Regions from separate parts of the Mus musculus genome. Here region 1 is linked to region 2. A link is a loop called in an ENCODE intact Hi-C map of the cell type or tissue named here. Cell type or tissue: gastrocnemius. All regions are shown on one strand. Links, peaks and the distances in the headings refer to the core of each region. The heading gives the core; the rest is flanking DNA. Region 1 holds the start of Gm33790 (a long non-coding RNA gene). Region 2 overlaps Piwil2 (piwi-like RNA-mediated gene silencing 2).

Region 1 (11,260 bases), core at 2,038-10,037, 170 kb after region 2:
TGGTTAGATTATGGCATATCCATAAGTCTAGAGCTGTATAATTTGTTTTCTTTTTAACTACCAAGCTGTTATCATAAGAAAGACAGAATTTTATCTTATCCCTGGGGATTTCTCAGCTAGGCTAAAGAAATTGGTTTGCTAATGGCCTGTACCATTAGTCCCCAGCACAGGTGACAGTGGACCCTGGGGACTTGGGGCCAGAGAGAGAGGAGAGACAAAGACAGAGGGGGAATCTTTAGTGAATGCAAATGAGAATTAAGAAAATATATGCTCAATAGCTAGGTTATGGTTTCTTATACATGATGCTGACACTCAAAACTTCCTGGAATTCTTTTACAATTTTGTTTTATTGCTGGCCATGGGTGGGGTGATGTTTGCCTGTAATCCCAGTACTTAGGAGATGAGTTAAGATCAGATTGGACTATATGAAACCTTTTAACTACAGTTTGTTCCATCCTGTTGTATTATTGGCAAGAGTTAAACCTTATATAAATGTCTATAATATAGACATTAATTTTTCATGAAAATAAAGCTCTTTAATCAGCTTATTTGACCTTTTGGAATGATATATTTTAGTATTTAAATTCTATTTAATTTAAACTTAAAAATAGTGGTGGGCATAGTGGCACATTGCCAGTAATCCCAGCATTCTAGAAGCTGCCAGTTCAAGGCCAGCCTGAGCTTCATAGTAAGATCCCATGTTGACAGTTCACAGAATGAGGGTATAAACATTTGGGAGAGCACTTGCCCTGCATTCTCAAGGCCTTGGGTCCCAACCCCAGCACCATAGTTTGGAAGAGTCTGAGAGGGTAGTTAAGAATGTGGATGTGACTTCTCTGCCACTGAAGCTTGCAGTTATGAGCACTGCGCCCAGTTTTCTCCCCTTTTATGTAATTGTGTGTTATATTTATATGTATGCTTATGTGTGTGTCTGTGCCTGCTGCTCTCAGAGACCAAACAAGGGCATCTAATATCCTGGAACTGGAGTTGCATACCATTGTGATTCACCATGTGGGTGGGTGCTGGGAACTAAACCCAGGTCCTCTGGAAGAGCAATGAGTGCTCTCTCTTACTGCTGAGCCATCTCTCTAGCCCCAGTGCTCCTTCAATCTTACATGGTAGAAACATGTCTGTCTGGAACTCAGTCATGGAAATTTCTTCCCTATTGTGTGGGTTTTGAGGATTGAACCCTGGCTCTATGGTAGAGCAGACAGTGCTCTAACAGCTGAATCACCTCTCCAGTTGCCTTCCTCAGTTTTTAAATGAACATGGGAATGTGCCTACTTCATAGAGATTCTGCGAAATGATCACTTAACACATAGTTATAACCATTGTGTGCCAGGTGTAAATACACCTCTATCCTCATAGCATCATGACTTATAGGGATTATCATTCCCATTATATAGTCGGGAAAACACATGGAATGGAAGCATTTGCTCAAGATTCCAAGCTAGAAAGCTAACAACCAATCTAAGGACCAAACTAAGAGAGTTAGGTTACAGGTCATTTATCTGACAACTGACTGGCTCAGGCATTTAGCTCACGGATATATACTGTGGTCACTATACATGTAAGTGTACTTGCTATATACTTATAGACATGTACTCATCAGAGAACATTAGAAAAAATAGGACTGGCCAGGTGTGGTGGCACACGCCTTTAATCCCAGCACTTGGGAGGCAGAGGCAGGCGGATTTCTGAGTTCGAGGACAGTCTGGTCTACAAAGTGAGTTCCAGGACAGCCAGGGCTACACAGAGAAACTGTCTCGAACCCTGTCCCCCCCCCAAAAAAAAAAAAAGAAAAAAGAAAGAAAAAAAGAAAAAATAGGACTATGGTTACTGTCTCTAGTCTAATCCCTCGGGGAATGGTAGCATAGGACGGCCTGTTTGCGCACATACTAATATGCCGTACATGTCTTTTCACCTGATTTGGCTTTTGTTCTCCTGTTTTGGTTTACAGAGTGGCTCGGTACTCTGTGCATACTTGCTGTCTCTCCACAGATCTGGCATTGTTTGGAAGTAAGCTAAGGACTTTTTCTGAGTCATTATTAGGATGAAAGGCATACTAGATGATGGTGTGGACCATGAATGCCACTTAGACTCTTACCTATACTCAAGTTTAGGATTCTTATAAAGGAATTTTAATTGACATTGGTAACAAAGGTGATTCTGCCTTTGGATTTTTAGGAGGAAATATCTAGCACTGACCACATGTTAAAGATTCTTTGTTTGCTTTTATTTTGAACAGATGTTATACTCACAGCTGGATCTGCTTTTGAAATAGCAAAGTGAGGCTGTAACTGTAAGGAGGTGCATCCCTGCACAAACTGAGCTCATGTTAAAGTTAGATATGCTATTGAATACAGTCTTAACCGCCTCTGTGCCAGTGTGAAGAGAGCCCTCAGATTCCATTAAACCCAAACCTGAGTCCCTCAGTATCAGCCACAAAGAGAATGTCTGGATTGTTATGAGAGGGAGGCCTTCTCACCTTCGTTTATACTTTCCTTTGTTTTGTTTGTTTGTGTGTTCGAGATGGGGTTTCTCTGTGTAGCCATAGCTATCCTGGAACTCACTTTGTAAACCAGGCTGGCCTCTAATTCACAAAGATTCATTTGCTCCTGAGTGCTGGGATTAAAGGTGTGTGCCACCATGCCTGGCTCCAGTTTACAGTTTCCTATATGGACTGTAGGGTTTCCTTGTGTATACTGTCTTAGTCTTCTCTACTAGCATTCACTCTAAAGGCACAGCTTGACTTTAAATCCAAGGTCAACTGTATAATCTGTTTGTTACTATTCTAACAAAAGACCTGAAGCTGTGAACCTTATAAAGAAAAGAGCTTTGTTTAGCTTATAGTTTTGGAGGTTTCAGGGTATGATACCAGCATTGGTTTTGAATTGATGAGGACTTCATGTTGGGAGAACACATTAAAGAGAGAGAGAACACACAAGGCCAAAGATTAGAGAAGAGCCCTACTGGAAGAACTACTGAGTGTCTCACAACACATCTTCCTTCTGAGGGCAGTGCCCCCAGTGACTTCCCACTAGGCTCCACCTGTTCAGGTTTCTCTTCTTAAAGGTTTACACTGTGTGGTAACATCCCACACTGAAACCCACACATCCCTTGAGAGATACATTCTAGTCATAGCCACACCATAACACCAAGAAGGAAAATGCTGGTTTTTTTTTTTTTAAGCCCATCTTTAGAGTTCTTACCTGTTACTTCATGTCTTTTTCTTCTTAGAGAATTGTGGCACACCTACAATCTGCCCACTTAGGAGTATTTCCTTGTACCATAGTTCCAACTTGACAACCACATCAAAATATAAAATGCAGGAACTCGAGAGATGTCTCAGAGGATAAGAGCCCTGGATTCCCTAGAACAGAATTTAAGGAGAATTGTAAGCTGCCATATTTGGGTACAGCTAGGTAAAGCTTCCAGCACCCACATAACAACAGGTAGCTCCCAAGTGCCTGTCATCCAGGTCCAGGGTCTACTGCTGCTTCTGAGGGCACCTGCACAGTGCACATAACTTAGGTAGACATACACAAATAAAAAATAAATTCAGAAATGCAAAACAGTCTATGTCTATGTAAAGTACACTAGAGTAGTAATAATTTTCCTACACATTTTTTAATGTAAGGGCTGGAGAGATGAAGCTCTTAGTGGCTAAGAGCTGCTCTTCAAGAGAGGACCCAGATGGCAGCTCACATCTCTCCTGAACTCCAGTTCCAGGGGATCCAGCACTCTTCTGGCTACCTCCCCAGGCATGTGCTCAGTGCATGAACACACACACAGGCAAACTACTCATACACGTAAAAATAATCTTTTTTAAAAACAGAAAAAAATGAGCCCAAAGGTTTCTGATACAGAAATAGTTTTCAGTACTGTGGAGACAGTTCCACATGGGGTGGGGCTGGGATCTACTTTGCCTGGGAAGCCCCAGGGATCAGCAATGCCAGCATTGTTTGTAAACGCTTAATGGCAGAATTTGAGGATCCTAAAAGGACCCTCAGGAGCCTAAAGCCGTAACCTTCCTCCAGGTAAATGATGCTCACTAATAAGACATGGGCAGCCACCTGCCTTATCAGATTTCCTGGGCAACAGAGCTAGAAAGTTAATCTAAGGTCATACTTATCTTTAGAAAGGGAAGAGTGTTCGGTTAGCCCTTGTGTGCAACTCTAAAAGGACATTTTCTCTGGGACAGGGTCTTCAGACTTGCCTGTAACCAGTGGCTTCCGAGCTGGCTTCACCTGGTTAGTCTCTTCAGTATGGCACTGTTCATCCCCTGACTTTGTCCTCTTTGGGTAGGTCGGATCAAGTATTCAGAGATGGTGTACGATGCGTGCATGCACACTTTCGACTGTCTTCCTCTTGCTGCCCTCTTAAACCAGCAGTTTCTCTGTGTACATGGAGGAATGTCTCCTGAAATTACTTGTTTAGAGGACATTAGGAAAGTAAGTAACTTTTTACTATTTTCATAGAGTGTGCTTTTAAATTTTTGTTCTTTATCTTAGCCAGTGACTACCTATATAACATATAGCAATTGCTGAGGTTAAATGAAAATACAGTCAGAGGTAGAAATACGGGACTGACTCATAATCTTGTCACTGTCAGAGAGCTGTTAGTAACACTTGGAGAAACATTCTTTCTCTTTTTAAAAATTAAAGTTTTGTTTCGTTTTTTGAAACAGGGTTTCTTTCTATAATTCTCGCTGGAATTCACTCTGTAGATCAGGCTGGCCTTGAACTCTCAGAGATCTACCTACTTCTGCCTCTGAGTGCTAGGATTAAAAGTATGCGCCACCACTGCTTGGCCTTAAAATTAAATCTTAATAGCTAAAAGCATACTCTTCTTACAGTAGAACTCTGAAACTTTAAAAATCATATTTGTATATTTTAAACAAGGTCTCTCTGCAAAGCCCAGACTAGCCTTGAACTCAAGACAGTTCTACCTCCTCCACTGTATGGTATAATTACAGGACTTGTGCCACCATGCCCAGCTTTAAAAAATTAAATTATATTCCAGCTTGCAAAGAAAGAACATGAATGTGAAGCCTTGGCCAGGCCCCTTACCCTTGGAGTACATTCTTTCTGTAAATGAGGAAATTTGACTGAGTGCCCTGAGCTCTGGCAGCTGTGAGGCGCACTGCCGTTTGCATCCTAAACAGGATGGTTGGTTGCTCCATGTGCCTTACACTCCCTTATGTGGTAGTTATTCCCAAGACTGTGTCTTCATGACTGAGGGAAAGGAGCAGCCTTGTGCACGTGCACTTCCGCACCTTGATCCCCTCAGTTCCCACGGGGCACAGACTCAGGATTTCCTTGAGTTCACAGCAGTCTCCCAGTGAGCAGTGAGCCGGTGTGTGTGTGCTGGCTTTTCAGTACCCACCCAGCATGTCGCCTTTAGTAGATTTTGTATTTAACCACTGTGATCAGCTGTGGTAAAAAGCTCCCCTCTCACTCAGCAGAAGCCCTCTTCTTGACTCTCAGATGTTCTGGTGTGTTCAAAAACAATTATTTATATTCTTTGATTTTTTTGTGGGGGTGTTTTTAATTAAAGCAGCAGTAACTGAAAAAGTAAGTTAATGACAAATATTAAAAGTAAGTTAATGACACCACTGCATAGAATGGAAAGAATAAAAGGCTTTTTACAAAAGAAGACATCTCTATTAGAACGAAGTGAGCAGTGGACAGGATGCCTGCCTGGCTCCCCGCCCTCCTGTAGCTCTGCTTCCCATAGAAAATAGAATTTAACTTTAGTCGTCACAATTTTTTGTGGAGGCTGATTTCACATTTGAGGTAAATTTCACTAGATTAGCATGGGAGGAGAGGCCCTTTTCTACAGGAACAGAGATAAGATACTTGTACACATTTATTGACGAATTCTCATTTTCTCAAGGGACCATCCTTGGGGCTCACGGCCTCATCTGCAATACTTTCCTGTAGGGAGAAGGGGACTTTTAATCTGCTGCTTCCAAAAGCCTTTTACTTTCCTGATTTTTTTTTCTCTTCTTTTGGCCCTTGTGTGTCTTCTAGTTAGATAGGTTTTCTGAGCCTCCTGCTTTTGGGCCAGTGTGTGACCTGCTGTGGTCTGATCCCTTAGAGGACTACGGCAGCGAGAAGACCCTGGAGCACTATACCCACAACACTGTCCGAGGCTGCTCCTACTTCTTCAGGTAAGCTGAGAACACAGTGAAACAAACTGGGCCCCATTTTACTTTTTCAGTTTTTCTTTAATTACATATGTGTCTATACACATGAATGCAGGTCCAAGAGAGAGACTAGAGACATAAGATCCCCTGCAGCTGGAAATATAGGCAGTTGTGAACCACCCAGTGTGGGTGCTGGGAACTTAGGTCTTCTATAAGAAGAGCACATACTCTTAACCACAGAGGCATCTTTCTAGCCCACTGTGATCCATATAATGGAATTATTCTTTTCTAAATTAATTTTTTTTTCTTTATGAATGTTGTATCTGCATGTCTGTCCGTCTATGTACTAAGTGTGTGCCTGGCGCCCTCTGAAGTTAGAGGAGGGTATTATATCCACTAGAACTAGAATTCTGGAATCACCATGTGGGTGCTAAGAACTGAACTTGGGTCCTCAATAAGAGTGGTAAGTGTTCTTAACCACCGCGCCATCTCTCAAGCCCTAGTTTTATGAAATTAATCTTGCCACCACACCTGGTATTATGAAAGTTTTCTTAATGGCTCAGGTCTCAAACAAGAAGTAGAGACTACTGTTTAGTCTCATTCTCTGTGTTCTTATTTCTCTTTTTTCTCTGTCCCCTCTCTCACCTCCTTCTCCTCTTCCTTTCATTTTGGTGTTGGAGAGCAAACCCAGGACCTTACACATCCTGGGCAAGCACTTGTTCAATCCCTTAATAGCAGGAAAGCTTTAATATGTTCTTAGACATGAGATCATAAGAAGTACAGATTAGTGAACACAGTTAAAACCTCTCCCAGTATCTCACTGTTATAAGCTCTAAATGATTTATTATTTGTTTCTAGATATCATCTAGATACTTCCTAACGATCTGACTTTTAAAAGATTTTATTTCTTTATTTTATTATTTCTATATTTTATAGCTGTCTTCAGACACACCAGAAGAGAGCATTGGATCCTATTACAGATGGTTGTGAGCCACCATGTGGTTGCTGGGAATTGAACTCAGGACCTCTGGAAGAGCAGTCAGTGCTCTTAACCACTGAGCCATCTCTCCAGCCTCTTATTTTTATGTGTGTCGGTGCTTTGCCTGTCTGTGTGTGTGTAAACTACATGTGTACCTGGTGCTTGTGGAGACCAGAAGTAGGCATCGGATCCCTTGGATCTGGTAGTTACAGATGATTATGAGCCATCTGGGACGGGGAGGGGTGGGGGCTGCAAAAGAAACCTGGGTCTTCTGCAAGAACAGGAAGTGCTCTTTAGCACTGAGCATGTCTCCTCCCCCTCCCTCTCTCTCTCCCTCTCCCTCCCCCCCCTCTTTTTTTTCTCTCTCTCTTTCTCTCTCTCTATGTATGTATGTATGTATGTATGTATGTATGTACGTACGTACGTACATAATCCCAGTATTTGAGAACAGGCAGGCTGCTGCACAATGTGAGTCCAAGGCCAGCTTCATCTACATAGTGGGTGCCAAGCCAGCCAGGCCTACGCTCTTAGGGTTACTGTTACTGTGACAAAACACTATGACTAAAAAGCAAGTTTTTTGGGGGGGGGGGGCAGGGAGGGTTCATTTGGCTTATCAGATCACAATCCATCATTGGAGTAAGTCAAGACAGGAACTGAACTAGGGCTGGAACCTGGAGGCAGCTGATGGAGAGACCATGGAGGGTGCTGCTTACTGGCTTGCTCCCAGCTTTTGGAACTTCTGCTATTGACCAAAACAAACCAAAACCAAAACCCAGAACACTGATCCAAGCCTAGGACTTTTCCTGGAAGTTATTGTCCTAAAGTTCACATGTGAGCTCTTGGTATGGTTTGCCAAGCCTAAATAAATAAATAAATAAAGTAGAGAAAATAAAGACATTGAAATCTAAACTAATTTTAATTCCACTGTTTTATTATGACAAATTTAGTTCTTTAAAAATCTTGCTAACTGGTTAAGATAATACAGTAATTAAATGATACATATGTATAAAAGAAGCCTTAATTTGCCCCTAAACATTTTTAAAATAATCGTTTTGAATTCTACTCTGCCATCTATCTTTCTAGTGACTTATTTACTGAAACAATTTAACTTTTCCCTCTTATGATGTTGCTTAAGGACTTAGCATTATTGGCCAAATGTCATTTGTTACAGTTCCTGTGGTCACCTGCCAACACCTCTTACAACACAGGCCTTCCACCCAGAAATTCTCCTCCTAACACTTGGCTTGCAGCTATCCCCATACTCACCTGAGTTCCCTGCATCCCAGTCCGTCCTCACAGAGCTCTTATAGCATTGGTGGACACACTTGGCAGAACAACAGATGCACCTGAGCCAGCCCATACGGCGCAGGCTTACAGCTGACATTAGAAGTCATGCGCTGACTCTTGTTTTTAGTCTTTTTTTCTCTTTTGTTTTACGTGTAGGAGTGTTTTGCTCACATGTATGTTTCTGTACCACATGTCTTCCTGGTATCCATGGGGGCCAGAACCCCTAGAACTGGAATTACAGATGTGGGTGCTAAGAACCAAACCCAGATCTTCTCCAAGAGCAGCTCTTAATCACTGAGCCATCTCTCCACCCCCACCTCACAGTTTTGTTTCTGTTTCTGCACTTTTCTGTCAGCAGTCTTTTTCAGTGTTGATAATGGTATCACACAAAGTGCTGTCCAGTGTCCGTGAGCAAAGCAGACTGTAGTGTAACTTACAGAGATTTGTCAAGTGTGAGTTGTGTTCCTGGCCATGAGTTCAATGTTAATGATTCAATCTTATATTTACATAAAATATCATTATGCAAGAAAACATCGGAAACACTTAAGTGGTTGATGAAAATATGGCCAGAGGCTCCTAGGAATCTTAAACCTCATACGGAACCTAGGAACAATGTCTCATGGCATGAATCCTTGGCCGTGGGCTCTACCAGAATTCCACAGCCTCCTACCTCATTCCTAAGGCCTTCTCAAAACTGCTTCACAGTCTATGAATGGCTAACAGACCATTCATTGTTCCTATGCCAGTCAAGAGGGGGACTTCCTGTTCCGAAATTGTGATAATGTCATATATAGGTGATCTTAAAATTATACATTTTCCACTGAGCATAGTAAAAAGAAAATTGCCCCCTTTTTCTCAGACAGGATCCCGTGCATCCCAGGCTGGTCTCAAACTTACTATGTAGGAAAAGACAGCCTTGAACTTCTGCTTCTTCTGTCTCACCTCCCAAGTACTGGGGTTACATGCGCAGCATCCCTAAAATATGGTGTATAGGGGTTGGACCCCGGAATTTGTATGCTGCACAAGCAGTAGACCAGCTTAGTTATATCCCAATTCAAGAAAGAAATACTTTCTAAAAGATAAGTAAGTAACAGCTACAAATTCTGATGGTAATTTTATATCCTAGTTCTTCCTGGTTGTCAAACAGAAGTTCAAAAAAAAAAAGACCATTTTAGGAGTATATGCAGATATCATTAGAGTATGGTGGTCTATAATATTTATATCTACTCCTGAGATAGCCATGCATAGTACTATCTTGCTATTGATATTACATATAAAGTTATAAGTAGATTCTTTTAATTTTTCTAAAGGTTTGATGATTTAAGAAAAGCATGCACTAATTTTGTAGGACCTACTGTATACACATACATGCATACATGGAGTTGTGATACATCTTCGTATCAAAATACCAACATTTTTGATCCTAATACTAGTAGTGTTAAGGTAAAATAAATTAAAAGATGGAGAAACTTTCTATTCTAAGGTGTCTTCTTCAAGTTTGATAGTAGTGTGAAATAGAAATCACTGGTTTCTGAGCTTTTTTTTTTTTTTTTTTAATCGAAATTGAATATAATATACTCGACAGACAGACATAGAGTGTTTTTCCTCTGGGCTGGAGGAGTTACTCATTAGACCTGCTTCCTGTCCTCTCAAGGATTCTCGGAGAGGCCTGGGTTTAAGACGCTCTGAGGAGGGAGGTTGTGAGGGAGGAGCTGGTTTCTGAGCTTTTAATAAAAGTTCAGTCGTAGGGCTGGAGAGATGGTTCCGTGGTTGAGAGCACTGGCTGTTTTTCCAGAAGGCCTGGGTGGAGGCACAATGTTATTGTGCAGTGTTTGAAGATTATCCATGTATTTTTCAAGTGCTGATTTCTCTGCCTCCACGTCTGGTTGCAATCCTGACATGGCATTGTAATACTTACTTTAAGACTCTCCTCCTGCCTCTGTGATGTGATGCTCCTTATTGATTCTCTGGTCTGTCAATAAAAGCTGATCAGCCAATGATTGGGCAGAGGAGGGAATGGGGCTGGACTTCCGATGCCAGCCAGGGGGGAGGGTCGGGGGAGGGGAGAAAGGGCGATGGGAAGTGGGATTCACTCAGAGGAGAGGGAGGGTGGAGGGGACCTTGAGAACACACCTGGAGCTGAGCGACCCAGAGCAGTGCTAAAATACAAGGATCTTGGGGGTTCGGGCTGGGAGGGAGCCAGAATATTTTAGAGGATTAAAACAGATTAATATTGACCAGCTATTGTGGTGTAAAGCTTGATTAAACAAGACTTACAGTATCATCTCATTGATTTGGAAGCTAGTCAGGGTAAAGAAAAAAATTATCACTCTGATGGCTCTAACACCTAGGTTCAGTTCCCAGCGCTCATGGTGGTTCGTAATTGTCTGTAACTCCAGAGTCATGGGATCTGCCACCCTCCTTTGGCCTCTGTGGGAACTAGACCCTCAGATGGTGCATATCCATACAAGTAGGCAAAAGCCTCATAGAATAAAGTAAATCTTTAAAATTGCAGAGTCCATAGTCTCTGTAATCTTAAAACAACTCTCAGATTGGGTGTTCTGTTTCTTCCTATTAAAACATAACTGCTATAATTCCATATTTAGGTTTTTCTCATTTTCTTTTTCAGTTACCCTGCAGTTTGTGAATTTTTACAGAACAACAGTTTATTATCAATAATCAGAGCCCATGAAGCCCAGGATGCGGGGTAGGTTGCACTTAGACCTCACCTTCCTGCAGATTTTACTTTTAGTGTAAAAATGCCTGAGTTCATATCTCCTTTTTCAGGTACCGAATGTATAGGAAGAACCAAGCAACTGGCTTTCCGTCACTTATTACGATTT
Region 2 (8,000 bases), core at 1-8,000:
GGCAGTGCTGGTGCAGGCCTTTAATCCCAGCACGCAGGAGGCAGAGGCAGGTGGATCTCTGTGGTTCCAGTTTAGTCTACAAAGCAAATACAGGACAGTCAGGGCTGTAACACAGAGAATTCCTTTCTCCAAAACAGCAGCAGCAGCAGCAACCACCACCTCCAGTTTCCTACAAGGGAGAAGGAAACAGCACAACTCACATTTGATGGAAAGGGAAGGAGGCAGTGAAGACAACCAATGGAATTCCAGGAAACAGGCCTAGCAGGGACTGTGAGAGGAGGGCTGTGTGTCAGAGGGAAGAATGCTTTTGTTATGGACAGTCTGTAGTCTGATGAAGCAGGAAGGATTTCTTGCATTGACTAGGCCATAAAGAAGCTGTGGGTTTGTAGGGCTAGAGATTTATAAGATCTAAGTGGTGTTTGTGTGTGAGCATGCACAGGCACAGAGGTCAGCCTTGGGCAGTGTTCTCAGCTGCTATCAACCTTGTTTCTTAAACAGGCTCTCTTGAGTTCGAGGCCAGCCTGGTCTACAGAGTGAGTTCCAGGACAGCCAAGACTACACAGAGAAACCCTGTTTCAAAACAAACAAACAAACAAACAAAAAAACACACACACAAACCAGGCCCTCGCTAGGACCCGTGGCTCTGCTTAGGTGAGGCTGACAGGTCAGCAAGTGCCAAGGATCCACCTGCCTATATAGCTCCTAGTTACTGGAATTACAAGTAAGCCACTGTGAGGGTTGATACAGTGTTATCCTGGTTAATTTTATGTCGACTTGACAAGGAACCCCAGCTGAGGAAGTGCCCTCATTAGACTGCCTGTAGGCAAGTCTGGAGGGCATTTCTGATGGACTGACATGGGAGGTCACAGCCCACTGCGGGTAGTGGCATCTCTGGGTAGGTAGTTCCTGACAAACGCTGGGCGGAATTCAGGGAATCCTGCTGAAGAGGGGGAGGGAGGATTGCAGGGGCCTGAGGGGTCAAGGACACCACAAGACAACTCAGAGACTCAACACATCTGGGTTCAGGCTCACTGAGGCTCAAACATCAGAGTCTGCATGGGGCTCACCCAGGCCCTCCGTGTATGTGTTACAGTTGTGTAGCTTGTTGTTTTTGTGGGACTCCTGTTTGTGGCACTTGTATCTGCTTTTGGGACCCTTGCTATCCTACTGGGTTGTTGCTTTGTCCAGCCTTAATATGCAGGAAAATGCCTAATCTTATTGCAGCTTGATATGCTGTTTAGGTTGACTACTCTGCAAGCCTGCTCTTTTTCTGAATGGAAATGGAAGAGTGAATGGGGGGGAAGGGGGGGAGGGATGGAGGAGAAACTGCTGTCCAGATGTAATATATGAGAGAAGAAATGAAGAAAAAAGGAAGCAAACTAAGCAAGCCAGTAATCAGTACTCTTGCATGGGTTCTGCTTCAGTTTCTGCCTCTAATTTCCTGGCTTTAAGTCCTGCCCTAAATTTCCTTAGTGATGGGACGTGACCTGAGAGTTGTACATGGGAATAAAACACCTCCTCCCTCAATTTGATTTTGGTCGTGGTGTGTTATCATAGCTATAAAAAAAAAAAAAAAGCAAACTAGGGCAGGTTCAAGCATTTTACTGACTGAGCCTAGCCCAGTTGGACTTTTGAAGCCATGGTGTGAAGGTGATGTAATAGAGAAGATACTGATAATATGGAAAACCCTGATGTGGTACAGGAGTTGCCTGTAGCTCTGTTGCTTCCTCATGGAATAGGAACAGGGAGGGGAATGCCAGAATGTTGCTCTAAATGTGCATAGGTGGGGTTTGTCCCAGTCTGAAAACCCCAAATCTGAAATGCCCCAGAATCTAAACATTTTTGAATGTGGACATGAAGCTCTAAGTAGAAAATTACACACCATGAAACTTTTCATATACAGACTTGTTAAAAGTATTATGTAAGGGGCTGGAGAAATGGCTCAGTGGCTAAGAGCATTTGCTGTTCTTGCAGAAGGTCAAGGTGTTCCAAGCACCCACATGGTGATTCACAAACATTGGTAACACCAGTCCACAGGGGTCCAGTACCCTCTTCTGACTTCCATGGTCATCAGGCACATATGTGTTACATATACATATAGTTATTCTGACCTCCATGATCATCTGGCACATATGAGCTACATATACATGCAGTTAGGCAAAATATTCATACACACAAAACAAATCTAAGCCAGGTGTAGTGGTGCAGGAATTTAATCCTAGCATGCGGGAAGCAGAGGCAGGCTGATAGCCACAAGGCCAAGGCTAACCTGGTCACACAGTGAGTTCGAAGCCAGCCAGGGCTACTAAATAAAGACCCTCTTTCAAAAGACAATGACAACAAAACACCCCTAAGCCTAAAAAAAATTTTTAAATATATATAAAATTACTTTTAGACTGGGCATACACAAAACGTGAGTGCATTTCATGTTTATACTTAGGTCTCATGCACAGGATATTTTATTATGTATATGCAAATACTCCAGGATCAGAATGCTTTGGATTTAAGCATTGGCATGAAATGTACTCAATCTGCATATGAGGGAAATGCTACCATGTGAATATTTAATATTAGGGATGCCAGTTGAATTTTGTTACGTCTTCCTATACTTGAACACACTTGGATCTTGTTTTTAATCTTGGATTTATTCACACTTTACAGTTGCAGAACAAGATTGTGCCCTAGTGTATATGGTAGAACAATCATTGATAATTAGGTAGCTGTTACAATTTGTTAAGCTGCCAATTTGCTGCAGTGAATAATATAAAGTTTAAATCACCATGAATGAAAATGATTACAATCTCATTTTTAAAGTACCTTATGGCAGGATATTGTGGTTCGTGACTTTAATCCCAGTACTTGAAAGTCAGAGGCAGGTGGATCTCTTTGAGTTCAAGGCCAGCTTGGTCTACAAGAGACTTTTGTCTCAACAACAAAACAAAAGCAGTTTAGTGGCTGGAGAGATGGTTTAGAGGTTAAAAAAACAACAAAAGCTTGCTATTCTTGCAGAGGACTGAGTTCAGTCCAGCATCCATATCAGGTGGTTCACAACCCATATAATTCCTGCTCCAGGGAATCTGCTACCCTCTGCAGATGCACATAGTCACATGCATATAGACATAAAAATAAATCTCAAAAAGAATTCTTTAAACAAGTGGGGGGAACACTTTAAAAGTGTGTGCCGCTGAAGATTGAGAGCAGGGGTTGGCAGACCACAGTCAGCCCAAGGTCAGGCCTGGCTCACAGCTTGTTTAACCGTGAAATTGTATTGAACTTTGCCATACTTGTGCCATTCTATGCTATGATTTTGTGTTTTTATAGCAAGAGTGTATGGCCATGTAAAGTTTTAGATACAATATGGCCCCTTACGGTGTTCTGATCCTCTGCTTAGAAGTCTAGAAGGATATAAATGATGTGTAAAAGCAAGCTGTCTAGAATTATGGATTTTTGTTTGTTTTATTTTGTTTTGCCTTCCCTCCAGATCTTTATCAGTTGCTTATAGAGGTTTTAAACTGATGATCCCCGTGCCTCAGCCTCTCATGTAGCTGAACTGCACGCATAAACTCTAAGCCTGGTAGATTAGTTACATTTTCTAATGTTTCTACTCCAGCAGGTATCCTTGAGACATTCTTTAGTTAGCTGTGTAATTATAAATATGACCACTAGGTGGAGTGCAGGTACAAAAAATGCTTCTTTTTTTTTTATTAGATATTTTCTTTATTTACATTTCAAATACTATCCCCTTTCCTAGTTTCCTCTCCGAAAGTCCCCTATACCCTCTCCAACCCACCCACTCCTGCTTCCTGGCCCTGGCATTCCCCTGTACTGGGCAAAAAATGCTTCTTGAAGTCACATAACTTACTGCGCAGCTTTGGTAAAGATTGCTGTTTGAGTCAAACTGAACTAAAATCCCCTTTGTTATTTTGCAGCCCCAGTGTGGAATGCAAAAGCATGAGGTTTGGCATGTTGAAGGACCACCAGTCTGTCACTGGAAACGTCACTGCTTTTGATGGCTCTATTCTTTATCTTCCTGTTAAGCTTCAACAAGTGAGACCCAGTGGAGAGTGTGGTGTGGGTGAAACTCCGGTGTGCTCTGAGGGGTTGAGTAGTGGCAAAGTACACATTTTCTGGACAGTTTGCTTGACAGAAGGCAGATTTCTGCAGAACACAGCAGGGATCAACCCCCAGCCCCACTCCAGCTTGCGTTTATGAAGTAACGTTTCTGATACGTAAATGGACTGGTAGGAAGTGGACTGGTAGGAAGCATTGGGTCTCTGACAAATCACTCAGATTTTCAACGTCAGGGCTCAGCAGTAAAGAACACCCGATTCTCCTGCAGAGAGCCCAGTTCATCTCCTACCACCCATACTGGGTGATCCGGTCATCCTCTCCAGGTCCAGGGAGCCAAAGCCCTCTCTGGCCTCCTTGGGTATATATATACCTGTATATACATGATACATATACATAACGTCAATTAAAAACAAAACTAAAGATTTCAGTGTTCAACTTTGAATCTTATTTATTTTGTTTGTTTGTTTATTATCACACTGATTTTGCCAGCACAGGCTGTGAAGTGAGGGGAAGTAGAAGCTACCTTTTGGGCTCTAGAACTGAGTTAGGGTTAAGGCTGTGTAGCGTTGTCATTTCTCGTTACTGTACATGTTTATTTCTTAGGTTGTTGAGTTAAAAAGTCAGAGGAAAACTGACGATGCCGAGATCAGTATCAAGATTCAGCTGACAAAGATCCTGGAGCCGTGTTCTGACCTGTGCATCCCCTTCTACAATGTTGTCTTCCGGCGGTAAGGAAGCTGCTGCAGGCTGTGTCTGTAACTCGCCATGGTGGGAATAAGGCTCCCCAGGAGGTGTGCGTGGTGCCACACACAGTGTGTGCCTGTGGGTGGGCTTGGAAGCACATAATGAGTGATCTTAGTATCAGCTCATTCAAAAATTACCTCTCACTCGACAGGTCAGGTGTGGGTTCCTGAAGTTAGGTGTGTGGGTAGCTGAGTAGGCAGATGGAGTCTTTTGGATTCGATTAAGAATTTTTCAGACCGGAGTTTGTTTTTGAGACAGGATTTTGTATAACTCAGGCTAGTCTCAAACTTGATGTGTAGCTGAGGATCGCCCATCCTGACCCTCTTGCTTCAGCTTCCCTAATGCTGGGATTATGATGACCACACTCAGCCAAAACAGACATTAACATGTGAAGCACTCCTCAGAGTACAGAGATATTTGGTGAGAGATAGCTTCTACACTTTAAAAAATTATACATAGTTTATAGTTGTTTATCTCCTTTTGAGGGGCTCTCAATTTTATACAAGAGTTAATTCCAAACTATCTCATTTGATGAACTAGAACCTACAGTGAGCTGCTGGAACAAACGCAGTTCCCTTGCTGGGCTGTTCACAAGTTGGAAACTAGTTCATCTGCATTCTCTTTAGTTCATGGTGGTCAGTAATATAATTAAGCTGGGAGATAGCCCTGGGTCCAGTGAGCTGGGTCCTGAGGGGGCCTTGAGTCACGTGTACACACTGCAGATGCATGCCTTTCTAGCTCAACTCTCCTATAGCAAGACTGTCGTAAACACAGGCTACATTATGCAGAGATCAGAAGCTCTTCTGCACTTCAGGCTTGCAGAGGAAACCGTAGCTAAGACTGAAGGAGCTTTCTGACAGCTTTTCTGTTAGGCTTAGGATGCGGCTTGAGGGTGAGTGCTTGCCTGGTGACTGTGTAGCTCTGTGGCCCACCCAGCACTTGGAAGGAGAAAGAGAGCTCACCTCCGCCATTCATTTCAGGGTAATGAAACTTCTGGATATGAAGCTTGTGGGGAGAAACTTCTATGACCCTACAAGTGCCATGGTACTGCAGCAACACAGGTTGGTGGGTTTTTCTTCTCCTTCACTTCTGAATGTTCTGGAAGAAACTTTTATTATGCCCACTAAACATAGGACAATAACTTCAACAATATTTTATTGTCATAAGTACAGTTTATCAACTAAACCTTTTTGTTTATTTATATTTCTAGTAAGTTTGTACTGACACCGATTTGGTTCCGTTCCCCCCCACCCCAGCCTTCCTCATGATTATCAAGGAAGGGCAGTGTCAGCATTGTATAAAATAGGGGCCCTGATGCTCTTGGAACATCTCTCTCTTCAGATTGCAGATCTGGCCTGGCTATGCGGCTAGTATCCGGAGGACAGACGGGGGTCTCTTCCTGCTCGCTGATGTCTCTCATAAGGTCATTCGGAACGACTCTGTGCTGGATGTCATGTAAGGGACTAGAGGGTCAGCCACCTCTGACATCATGATGGCCTTCCAAAGTCAGAAGTGGGTAGTTGGAGGCCAGGCTAGACCCTGTTCTCTGTGTGTCTATGTGGGTGGGTTAATTATAAAATGTATTAAAAGAACTGGATCCAGGTATGATGACTCCCCCAGGGCTGAGGCAAGACGGCTACCTCAAGTTCAATCCTGGCCTAGGCTATATAGAGTTCCAGGCCGGCCTGAGCTACAGTGCAAGACCCTGTCTCAGAAAACAAAACCAAGCAGAGAGCTGAGAGACTCTCCTCTGCTGGAGTCTGCTGAGGCGAGCATCTGACTGGGCATGCACTGTTCTCCTGAGCTCATAGGTCATGGGTGAGTGAAATCAAATTAGCTCTTCTGAGCCTTGTCTTTGAGTCTTGTCAGGCATCATCCCATCATGCCACACAGAGACTGAGGCGACTGGTGGTGGTGGGTGTTTGTTTGTTTGTTTTTATACTTTTGAGACAGTATTATTAATCTGTCTGTATTGCAGGCTAGCCTGGAACTCATGTTAGGATCTTCACTAGCCCTTAATATGACCGCAGTACAAAGCCACCCAGCTCTAGAGCAGGAAAACCTCTACTGTCATGGCCGCTTTCATCCTCTGGACCTTTTGTGTACTTACAGACTCCAGGAAACTGCCAAAGAGAAGTTATTTTCCTAGAGGTCAGAGCTGCTCAGGCTTTAGAAATAGTAGATTTCCTCTGATTACAGGAATAACTTCTATGCTTCTAAATGATGGCAAGCAAATAGGTTTTTCTGGTGGGCTCAGTGTTACATGTTGCTGTTACATTCACAGTAACCGGTGTCCTGATTATCCCAGTGGGGTTCAGGACCATCTTCAATGTCTGCTAAATGCTGGTGGGGTTGGCTTGGCTTGGGGGGATACGCCTGCCTCCTTCCCTATGCTGCCACCTGTTAAGTCTCAGAGCTAACACCGCCTGTGCTGTCCCCTGCTCTGGTGCAGGGCATGCCCTCCATTATCACCTTGAAGAAAGGTACATAGGAAGAAACACTGTGAGCCTCAGGGTTACCGTAAATTGAGTGGTGCTCTAGGCAGGAAGGTCTTTCCCCTCCGAATCAGGGCAGTGCTGCTTTCCAGTGGCCCCCCTTTTCTGTGAGCAGAGCCATACTAAGTTCTGTTTCCCGAGTAGTCAGGTGTTCTCTTACTGTGCTTCCTGTCTCTTTAGAAGGTCTACAAACTTCCCTTTTTGTTGTTTTTGTTTTTTTGAAGTTTTCTCTGTGTAGCCCTCCCTCTGTAGACCAGGCTGGCCTTGAACTCACAGAGATCTGCCTGCCTCTGCCTGGCAAGTGCTGGGAAAAGGTCTGCACAACTATACCTGGCGCTTTCTTGTTGTCTTATTAGCATAGATTGAGAACAGATAATGGGGTTTTGTGATATTTCATATGTGTATATGATGTATTTGGTTAGTTTGCCCTACCACCCGTTCTTCTTTCTACTCCTGTTTATTCCTTGCCTCTTTCTGACCACACTCTTCTCCCCTCTTATGTGAGATTTTGTTGAGCATATTTTTTGTGACCCAGCAGGTTCAGGGTTATGTGAGCATGGATGAAGGCTGATTTACCAGGAGCCATGTACCACTAAAGAAAATCCTTTCTAATCCCCCAGAGTCATTGGGTCCTCACAGAGGGGTAGGACCTCGAGAGCCCCTCCCCATCAACAGCTTTAACTTGTGTAA

What was found. Hi-C counts contacts between places; a loop is a spot of excess contacts. Peaks named below come from ENCODE experiments on the same cell type or tissue, not always from the same donor. Only the 100,000 strongest peaks of a DNase experiment are listed, where the experiment ranks them.
Region 1: a loop joins it to region 2, with 4 times the contacts of the local background. A loop is called at or near these places in 10 of 42 quality-filtered maps.

What each region holds. Positions count from the first base shown.
Region 1 is chr14:70,240,768-70,252,027 of GRCm38, reverse strand. It overlaps Ppp3cc (protein phosphatase 3, catalytic subunit, gamma isoform), which reads left to right. Exons shown (of 14, transcript NM_008915.3): 5 at 4,309-4,454; 6 at 6,036-6,175; 7 at 11,047-11,124; 8 at 11,205-11,260. Gm33790 (a long non-coding RNA gene) reads right to left here and starts at 3,369. Exons shown (of 2, transcript XR_001781331.1): 1 at 3,213-3,369. In gastrocnemius, for the core only: a CTCF peak has its summit at 6,520; no DNase peak of the experiment used is centred there; H3K4me3 peaks cover 33 bases; H3K27ac peaks cover 312 bases.
Region 2 is chr14:70,407,181-70,415,180 of GRCm38, reverse strand. Piwil2 (piwi-like RNA-mediated gene silencing 2) reads left to right here. Exons shown (of 23, transcript NM_021308.2): 7 at 3,930-4,047; 8 at 4,675-4,799; 9 at 5,796-5,876; 10 at 6,157-6,270. Among named protein-coding and RNA genes, the nearest start is that of Gm24890, 17 kb to the left of the region's middle. In gastrocnemius, for the core only: a CTCF peak has its summit at 3,659 (motif pointing right); no DNase peak of the experiment used is centred there.